Linked DNA regions of Homo sapiens: region 1 is linked to region 2. Evidence: read pairs that join two places in POLR2A ChIA-PET (ENCODE). Cell type or tissue: OCI-LY7. All regions are shown on one strand. Links, peaks and the distances in the headings refer to the core of each region. The heading gives the core; the rest is flanking DNA. Region 1 overlaps MACROD1 (mono-ADP ribosylhydrolase 1). Region 2 overlaps LOC124902686 (a long non-coding RNA gene).

Region 1 (4,384 bases), core at 315-4,314, 100 kb after region 2:
CCCATCCCCAACGACCCCCTTCCCTCCTATCATCCCTTGCTCCAAATCTGTCTCCCCTTTAACCGTAACCTCCCAGAGGGCAGACCCCTGTCTGTCTCATTCCCAGAGGCATCTGCAGCGCCAGCTGCACACAGCACAGGTGGGAGCCCCTGTGACCCCTCAAGCCACATGCCAGAGCAGGAAGGGGCCGTGGGGCTCCCTACACACCCTCTTCCCTCATCCCACACACAGTCGTCAGCAAGTCCTTTCCAAATCCAATGAATCCAACCACCTCCCTCCCTCCCGTCCACCGCCCCCCACTGCACCATCTCTTGCCAGGAGACAGCAGCGCCTCCCCACCGCCCCCGGTCTGTCCGCACAGCGGCTCAGCAAGCCCCTGGGAACCCAGTCCCATCACCACCCTCCCCTCAGAACAAATCCATGTTCCTTGTCGGAGTCTACAGACCTCTGTCTCCGCCATTCACCACCCTTAACCGCACTGGCATAAAGATATGTCCTGGAACCTGCCAAACTCCCACTCTGAGTTCTCGCTGTCCCCTCTGCCGAGACAGTCTCCACGGCCAGCTATGTGTCCTCAAGCTGGCCCCTGCCCCCACACCCCCTGCTCAGAGAGGCCTCCCCCCCTGCAGTCACCCGTCTTTTGGGTTTCCTTGTGGCCTGTCTCCCCAGCTTGGGGTGCCCTCCCTGAGGGCAAAGCCTGGCTCCCCCTTTGCTGCTGGGGCACCTCAAAGCTCGGTGAAGAGCACATATTTGTAGGACAAGGATGCAGGAGCCATGATCACCTCAGGAGAGGGCCAGGCAATCCTGTGGCCACCCCCCATGGGACCCTGTGGGGCACAGGGCCGCGCTCACACCACTGCCCACCCAGACAGCTCCCCTCCCGGGTATCCCTCCGATGCTGCAAGGGGAGGCCGGGGTGGAATAACCAGATTAGCCTAAGTGGCTCCTCTTGTTTCCTGGCGTAATTGGATTGAGGCCATGTTTCGGTGCAGCTGCATTTAATATTGTAATTCTGCAGCCGTTCAGCCCCCTGAGAGCAGCTGCTGAACGCAGACGGGCCAGGGACTGGGAGGGGAGGCAGGCCTGCAGGCAGGGGTCCAGGCTGGAGAAGAGGCCAGGGCAGGGGTCTCATGCCTGGGACCTGTGCTGAGAGCACACCTGCCCACCTCCCTTCTGGAGGGCACGTCCTACTGGGCATGGGCATGGCCAGTTCTTTCTGCATCTCTGGGGCGGGCACAGAGCTGGGCACAAGGAGGGTTGAGGTTGAGAGGAAGGAAAGGAGTGCTGCCTGCAGCCCCAAGCCGGCAGGTGCGCAGGGCAGTGTGACTGTGAAAGGGAAGGCCATTCCCAGAGCTGCTGTACCTCCCTGTGCCCGATGCCTGGGCCTTGGGCACGGGGAGAGCGTCTGGGACCCCCGCTGAGGAGGAGGCAGGGGAAAGGAGGCCAGGCTGAGCACGGGCCCATCAGGGCTTAGCTGGCTGCAGGCCACAGTCCCCAGAGGGTCTAAGGGCCTAAACATATCTGCTGTTGCCACCAATCAGGGGGCCCTGGGCTCCTGAAGCCCACCCATAGCCAAAGGAGACTCCTTGCCCAAATGTCCGAGCGGCGGCCGGAGGCCCAGCCAGGGCCCAGTCCAGCCACGGGCTGGGGACTCCTCCCTCGGCAATGCAGTGAGGGGTAGTGACCCCCTGAGACCTGTTTGAATGCTGATGCTCCCAGACAACAAGGGGGCACGGCAGGTGGGGGTGTGCCAGCATGTGCCTCTGAGCGTCCATCTATGAGTTCTGTTCGTGTGTGCCCGTCAGTCTGTGTCTAGGTGGAATGTGTGCACATGTGCACTGGGAGTGAGGGACCCCCCCTGCCCCGCCCCTCACCTTCCCACATGCGGCCTGCAGCCTAGTCTGTCTCCACAAATGCCCATCAGTACCTGGGTCCTGAGGCAAGGCTGATGGGTCTTTAAAAACCAAGAAGCTTGGGGGGAAAATCCGAGGACGGGGCACAGCTGGGGAGGGACAGAGGGCAGGGCAGCCCCGTGACAGGGGCCCCCAATTCCCAGACATTGCTTCTGGAAGCACAGCCCCTGAGAGATGGTGCTGGCCTCCCTGACCCCCTGGATGCAAACATTTCCAGCTGGCCGCCTGGGGTACCTGTTGGGCAAATGAATCACTGGGTCCCTGTGGCTGGTGCCTTTCCAGGTAGCTCCTCCTGGAGGCTCAGACCCAGTTCTGAAGACCTCAGCTGCAGAACAGTTTCTCCATCATCAGGGAGAAGGGGTTCAGGCCTACCCGAGGCTGGACTGAGGTGGAGGGCACTGGGCTGAGGCCTGTGGGGTCTGGGGTCTGTGGACCCCCCTACCCTGCCCTATCTCCCTCCCTCCCATCTACTCCCCACAGCTCAAGGGCCTAGCGACAGCTCCCATCCGTCACTCAGCCCTATTTTTAGGAGGTGATAACCCAGCTGTGAAAATTCTCTCCGTGCTGATCCCTTCCACATGAAGAAGTCTTAGCCCCAAGCCGATGAGTAAGTGTGGCAGCTTGGGAAGGCAAGGGATGGAGGCAGGAAGAGGCTTGCAGGAGGACCGGGGGGCTGCTCACGCAGTAGGAGGGACGGGAGCCCAGAGCCTGGGTCCCACCTTAGCTAGCTCTGCCAACAACAACATGCTCATCGCAGTGTTGTCCTGGATCAAACCTCCGGCTCCTGAAAACATGGAGGACCAACCTCTTTCTGAGCTGTGTGTTCTTAGGCGATTTCGTCTCTCTCTGTGCCTCAGCTTCCTCCTCTGGAAAATGGAGATAATGATAGTATCTGTCCAATAAGGCTGTTGTGAGGATGACTAAGTTCTCTGGCCGAGAACTTAGAGAAGCAACTATGTCTCCAGACCCCAGTGCCAGCACAGGGCCCGGCACAGATGAGACATCATCCGTCCATCCATCCATTCGTCCGTCCGTCCATCCATCCGTCCATCCATCCATCCAGTACAGTTGACCACCTGTGATGTGCCAAGCACTGCTGTGGGCACTGGAGACAATCACGGTCTCCAGGCTGCTCTGGGCACCAGGGAGACTCCAGACCTGTCCCTGTCCCTAACCCCAAGTCAGAGCATGGCATGTGGGGTCTTTTGACCCATGCAGTGGAGGGTCATGGGGGCACCTGGTGAGGGCTGGAGGGTCTTGCTAAGGAAGCAGGACCCTGCATGGTGAGATGGAGGGGCAGGAGCACAGCAAGGGAAGGGTGATGTGTTGGGAGCTGGGAAGGTCGCTGGGGTCAGGGCAGGGGCAGGTGACTGGCAGGGCCAGCCTGTGCTTGAGGGAGAGGCCTCTGGCTGCAGGCTGGATCCACCAGGAGGCTGTGGGAAGGAGGGATTGAGAGAGCGACTTGGAACCAGGGCTTCCTTCACCCCAGCCTGAGGTAGCAGCATGCCAAGAAGACAGGGCCAGGCCGGGCACAGTGGCCCACGCCTGCAATCCCAACACTTTGGGAAGCCGAGGCGGGTGGATCACTTGAGGTCAGGAGTTTGAGACCAGCCTGACCAACATGGTGAAACCCCGTCTCTACTAAAAAAGTACAAAATTAGCTGGGCATGGTGGCTCAAGTCTATAACTCCAGCTACTTGGGAGGCTGAGGCAGGAGAATCCCTTGAACCTGGGAGGTGGAGGTTGCAGTGAGCTGAGATTGTGCCACTGCGCTCCAGCCTGGGCAAGAAGAGCGCAACTCCATCTCAAAAAAAAGAAGCAGCAGCAGCCAGGGCCAGATTCGGGGTCCCCCTTCTTCTCAGCCAGAGCTGTGTAGGTTGTCACTCCATATCAGGATGGAATGGGACAAGGATCTGGCTGCTGAGGGAAGGAGGGCAGCAGGCCAGATCATCCCTCCACCTCTGCCTGTTCCCTCGGTTTGAGCCCAGCTGGGGCCCTGCCACCTACTAGCTGGGCAGCTTTGGGGAAGTTATTTAGCCTCTCTGAGCTTCGGTTGCTTCCATCTGTAAAATGGAAACAATATTGGATTGCAATGAAGAAATGATGGGTATAAAGTGTCAAGCTTGGGATAGTGCCCAGGGAACGGTTTAGACCCAGAAAGATGACTTCTGTCTAAACAGGGTGATGGGATGTCACCTGGAGGGAGGGGCCAAGGGCCAGCCAGGCAGGTCCCAGCCTATCTAGACATGGTCCAGGAGTCCCTGAGAGGCTGGAGCTGGCATGTGGATCAGAATGGTCCAGGCTCATGGCCTCAGACCCTCATGCGCTGCCCTGTGGGGTCAGCCTCACCAACCGTTTTCTCCAAGTGAGAGAAAGAGGCCCAGAGAGACCAAGGTGCTTCCTGAAGCCACAGTGGAGCCCAGGCCTTCCCCAAAGCCAGAACCCCCTGTCCGCACACAGGTGGCTAGGGT
Region 2 (4,384 bases), core at 189-4,188:
GAGTGACCCTAGTCAAGCCCACATGGAGCAGAAGAATCACCTAGCTGAGCCCTGACCCACAAAATCTTGAGAAGGAATTAAATTGCTATTGTTCCCAGCCAGAAAAGCAAGGTAGCTTAAGGTAGTTTGTTCCACAGCAGTAGGTAACTAGAACAGTCATGTCCAAGGATTTGTTCCTGCACTTTCCCCTTCGCCACGTATGGCAGAAATTCTCAGGAATTCTCATGAGCCAGTGTCATGCTAGTGCTTGTTGCATCTGCTCCTCTCCAGCCGCCCCAGCCCACTGATCCAAGCACTCTGTGAAATGACTTTTGTGTGTCGACTTCTTCCCACGAGGAAGACGTTTCTTTCATTGCCATGTGCTGGACCCCAGTGCAGAGCCCGGGGCATTGTCAGTGCTTAGTGTTTGTTGAATGAGCCAATGGAACTGGTCACCCTCCGCTGCCCTGGGGGTCCCTCAGCCTTTCCCAGAAGGTCCCTTGGACCTTCCCTCTGGGCTTCCTCACTCCCTTTTCTGCTTATTCTTTTCTGAGCCGAATTGTTGTAGCCCCTCAGATCCAAATGGCCCAACCCCACTGTCTCCTTCCCAGCACCTCTGTTGAGAAATACCAAGTGGTAGAGAGTGTGCCTGTGTGGACGTGGGTGGGATACGTGCCTCTTCTACACCGCCCGTAGGAAGGTACGCTTAGCAATAGCTATTGAAAACACAAAAGTGATTCTGCTCTTAGGAATGTCTCCCGCAGGGACCCTACCCTGGTGGCACAGGACGTCTCACACAGCACTGTCTGGGACAGCAAAAGGGATGGAAACCACCTGAGTCCAACTATGGAGGACACTGGAAAACACGATGCTGCCTCCATAGGATGGGATATTGGCAAGTGTGAAGAAACAACATTTGGGTAGATATTGACATGGCAAGGACATATGGTAGAATGAAAAAAGTTAGTGGTTGTGATATTGTGAATATAAGTATGCATATTTGGGTTTCACTTCCAGTTCCTGGCACAGAGCTCCTGAAACACTTGTAATTTCTTGAGTGATGGTGGGAGAGGAGCATCTTTTGTTACTCATAATGAGCCCCTTTCAACCATAAATTTATGCTAATGAGGTGACTCTTGGCGCATGAGGGTGGTAGCCAGGAGAAGGGGAACCCAGTAAATGATTAGAGGGTTCAAACCCTGGGGAGGGGAGATGGGGTGGACATTGAGTTAATTACCAGTGGTCAAGAATTAATCAATTATACCTGTATAATGAAGCCGCCCTAACACTCCTAAATGAGGCCGGATATAGTGGCTCACGCCTGTAATCCCAGCACTTTAGGAGGCTGAGGCGGATGGATCACCTGAGGTCAGGAGTTCAAGACCAGCCTGGCTAACACGGTGAAACCCCGTCTCTACTAAAAATACAAAAAATTAGCTGGATGTGGTGACACACGCCTGTAGCCCCAGCTGCTCAGGAGGCTGAGGCAGGAGAATCGCTTGACCTGGGCGGGAGGCAGGGGTTGCAGTGAGCCAAGATTGCACCACTGCACTCCAGCCTGGGTGACAGAGCAAAACTCCATCTCAAAAAAAAAAAAAACAACTAAATGACAGGGTTCAGAGAAGAACACATGGAGGTGCTGGGAGGGTGGAGTGATCAGAGAGCACTTGGAGGCTCTGCATCCTGCCTTCCACACCTTGTCCTATGCATCTCTTCCATCTGGCTGTTCCTGAACTTCTATCCTTTATGATAAACCGGCAATAGTAAGTTAGGCTGGGTGCAGTGGCACATGCCTGTACTCCCAGCTACTTGGGAGGCTGAGGCTGGAGGATCGCTTGAGCCCAGGAGTTCAAGGCTGCAGCGAGCACCACTGCACTCCTGCACTCCAGACAGAGACACTCTGTCTCAAAAAAAAAAAAAAAAAAAGTAAACTGTTTTCCTGTGAGCTGTTCTAGCAAATTATTGAACCTGAGGAGGGGGTCATGGGAACCCCCAATTCATATGTCAGAAGTATGGGGGACCCAGGACTTGCTCCTGGAGTTTGAAGTGGGGGTAGTCTTGTGGGACTGGGCCCTTAACGTGTGGGAGCTGATGCCAACTCCAGGTTGATAGTATCAGAATGGATTCAATTGTAGGACACCCAGATGGTGTTGGAGAGTTGGTCGATGTGGGAAAAAAAAACCCACACATTTGGTGTCAGAAGTGTTGTGAGTTAAAAAAAAAAAAAAAAAAAAAAAGCATAGTAGTTGTGGAACAGTGTGTATGGCTGAATCCTATTTTTGTAAAAATAAAATTATGTGTGTATCTCTTCACATATGATTATACATGCAGGGAAAAAATCTACGATACGCAGCCAGTGGCTACAGGAATTACCTCTGTGGACTGGGAACAGGGAGGCGGTGTGCTGTGATAGTTTGCTGGGGCTGTCATAACAGAATGCCACAGATGGGGTGGCTTAAACAACAGAAATGTATTTTCTTACAGTTCTGGAGGCTGCAAGCCCAGGTTCAAGGCATCAGCAGGTGTGGTTTCCTCCGAGGCCTCTCCCCGTGGCTTGCAGATGGCTGCCTTCTTCCTGCATCCTCACGTGGTCCCTCCTCTGCACTCCAGCATCCTTAATGTCTCTTTGTGTGTCCAACTTTCCGCCCCCCCCCACCCCTTTTTTTTCTGATGGAGTCCACCCAGACTGGAGTACAGTGGCGTGATCTCAGCTCACTGCAACCTCCACTTCCTGGGCTCAAGTGATTCCCCCGCTTCAGCCTCCCGAGTAGCTGGGATTACAGGCATGTGCCACCATGCCTGGCTAATTTTTGTATTTTTAATAGAGATGGGATTTCACCATATTGGCCAGGCTGGTCTCAAACTCCTGACCTCAAGTGATCCACCCATCTCGGCCTCCCAAAGTGTTGAGATTACAGGTGTGAGCCACTGCGCCCAGCCCCGAACTTTCCTCTTAAAAGGATATCAGTCAGGCCAGGCGCAGTGGCTCATACCTGTAATCCCTGCACTTTGGGAGGTTGAGGCGGGTGGATTACTTGAGGTCAGGAGTTGGAGACCAGCCTGGCCAACATGGTGAAATCCCGTGTCTACTAAAAATACAAAAATTAGCCGGGCGTGGTGGCAGGCGCCTGTAGTCCCAGCCACTCGGGAGGCTGAGGCAGGAGAATTGCTTGAACCTGGGAGGCAGAGGTTGCAGTCAGCTGAGATCATGCTACTGCACTCCAGTCTGGGCAACAGAGCAAGACTCTATCTCAAAAAAAAAAAAGACACCAGTCAGACTGGAGTAGGGCTCACCCTAATGGCCTGATTTTAACTTAATTACCTCTTTTTTTTTCTTTCTTTTTTTGAGACAGAGTCTCGCTCTGTCACCCAGGCTTGAGTGCAGTGGCGCGATCTCAGCTCACTGCAACCTCTGTCTCCCGGGTTCAAGTGATTCTCCAGCCTTAGCCTCCCAAGTAGCTGGAATTACAGGCGTGTACCACCACACCAAGCTAATTTTTGTATTTTTTAGTAGAGACAGGGTTTCTTCATGTTGGTCAGGCTGGTCTCAAACTCCTGACCTCAGGTGATACACCTGCCTCGGCCTCCCAAAGTGATGGGATTATAGGTGTGAGCCACTGCACCCAGCCTTAATTACCCCTTTAAAGGCCCTATATGCAAATACAGTCACATTCTGAGCTACTGGGGGTTAGGGCTTCAACATAGGAATTCAGGCAGACATGATTCAGCCCATAACAAGGGCTTTCACTTTTTTTTTTTTTGTAGAAACAGGGTCTCACTATGTTGCCCAGGCTACTCTTGAACTCCTGGGTTCAAGTGATTCTCCAGCCTCAGCCCCCAGATTAGCTGGGGCTACAGGTGCACCAGCACGCCCAGCTAATATTTTTACTTTCATTTTTTTTAGACGGAGTTTAGCTATCTTTGCCCAGGCTAGAGTGCAATAGCGTGATCTTGGCTCACCACAACCTCTGCCTTCCGGGTTCAAGAATTCTCCTGCCTCAGCCTCCCAAGTAGCTGGGATTACAGGCATGCACCACCATGACCGGCTAATTTTGTATTTTTAGTAGAGACGGGGTTTCTCCATGTTGGTCAGGCTGCTCTCGAACTCCCGACCTCAGATGGTCTGCCCGCCTCAGCTTCCCAAGGTGCTGGGATTACAGGCGTGAGCCACCGCGCCCGGCCAATATTTTTTGTGGAGTCAGGGTCCTACTATGTTTCCCAGGCTGGTCTTGAACTTCCAGGCTCAAGCGATCCTCCTGCCTTGGCCTCCTAAAGTACTGTGATTCCAGGCCTGAGCCACAGCACCCTGCTGGCTTTCACTTTTTACTTTATTTCTATGTTGTTAAAATCTATTACAATAAACATTACTTTTAAAGGATTTTGTGCACTTCAATCCAAATGTCCC

What was found. ChIA-PET counts read pairs that join two places held together with the same protein. Peaks named below come from ENCODE experiments on the same cell type or tissue, not always from the same donor. Only the 100,000 strongest peaks of a DNase experiment are listed, where the experiment ranks them.
Region 1: POLR2A ChIA-PET joins it to region 2 with 5 read pairs; 4 of 35 experiments call an interaction of 5 or more read pairs at or near these places.

What each region holds. Positions count from the first base shown.
Region 1 is chr11:64,075,026-64,079,409 of GRCh38, reverse strand. The region is part of intron 3 of MACROD1 (mono-ADP ribosylhydrolase 1); the gene reads left to right. The region is part of intron 1 of FLRT1 (fibronectin leucine rich transmembrane protein 1); the gene reads right to left. Among named protein-coding and RNA genes, the nearest start is that of FLRT1, 41 kb to the right of the region's middle. In OCI-LY7, for the core only: no CTCF peak of the experiment used is centred there; no DNase peak of the experiment used is centred there.
Region 2 is chr11:64,175,075-64,179,458 of GRCh38, reverse strand. It overlaps LOC124902686 (a long non-coding RNA gene), which reads left to right. Exons shown (of 2, transcript XR_007062712.1): 2 at 2,464-4,357. Among named protein-coding and RNA genes, the nearest start is that of STIP1, 8.9 kb to the left of the region's middle. In OCI-LY7, for the core only: no CTCF peak of the experiment used is centred there; a DNase peak (open chromatin) is centred at 2,508.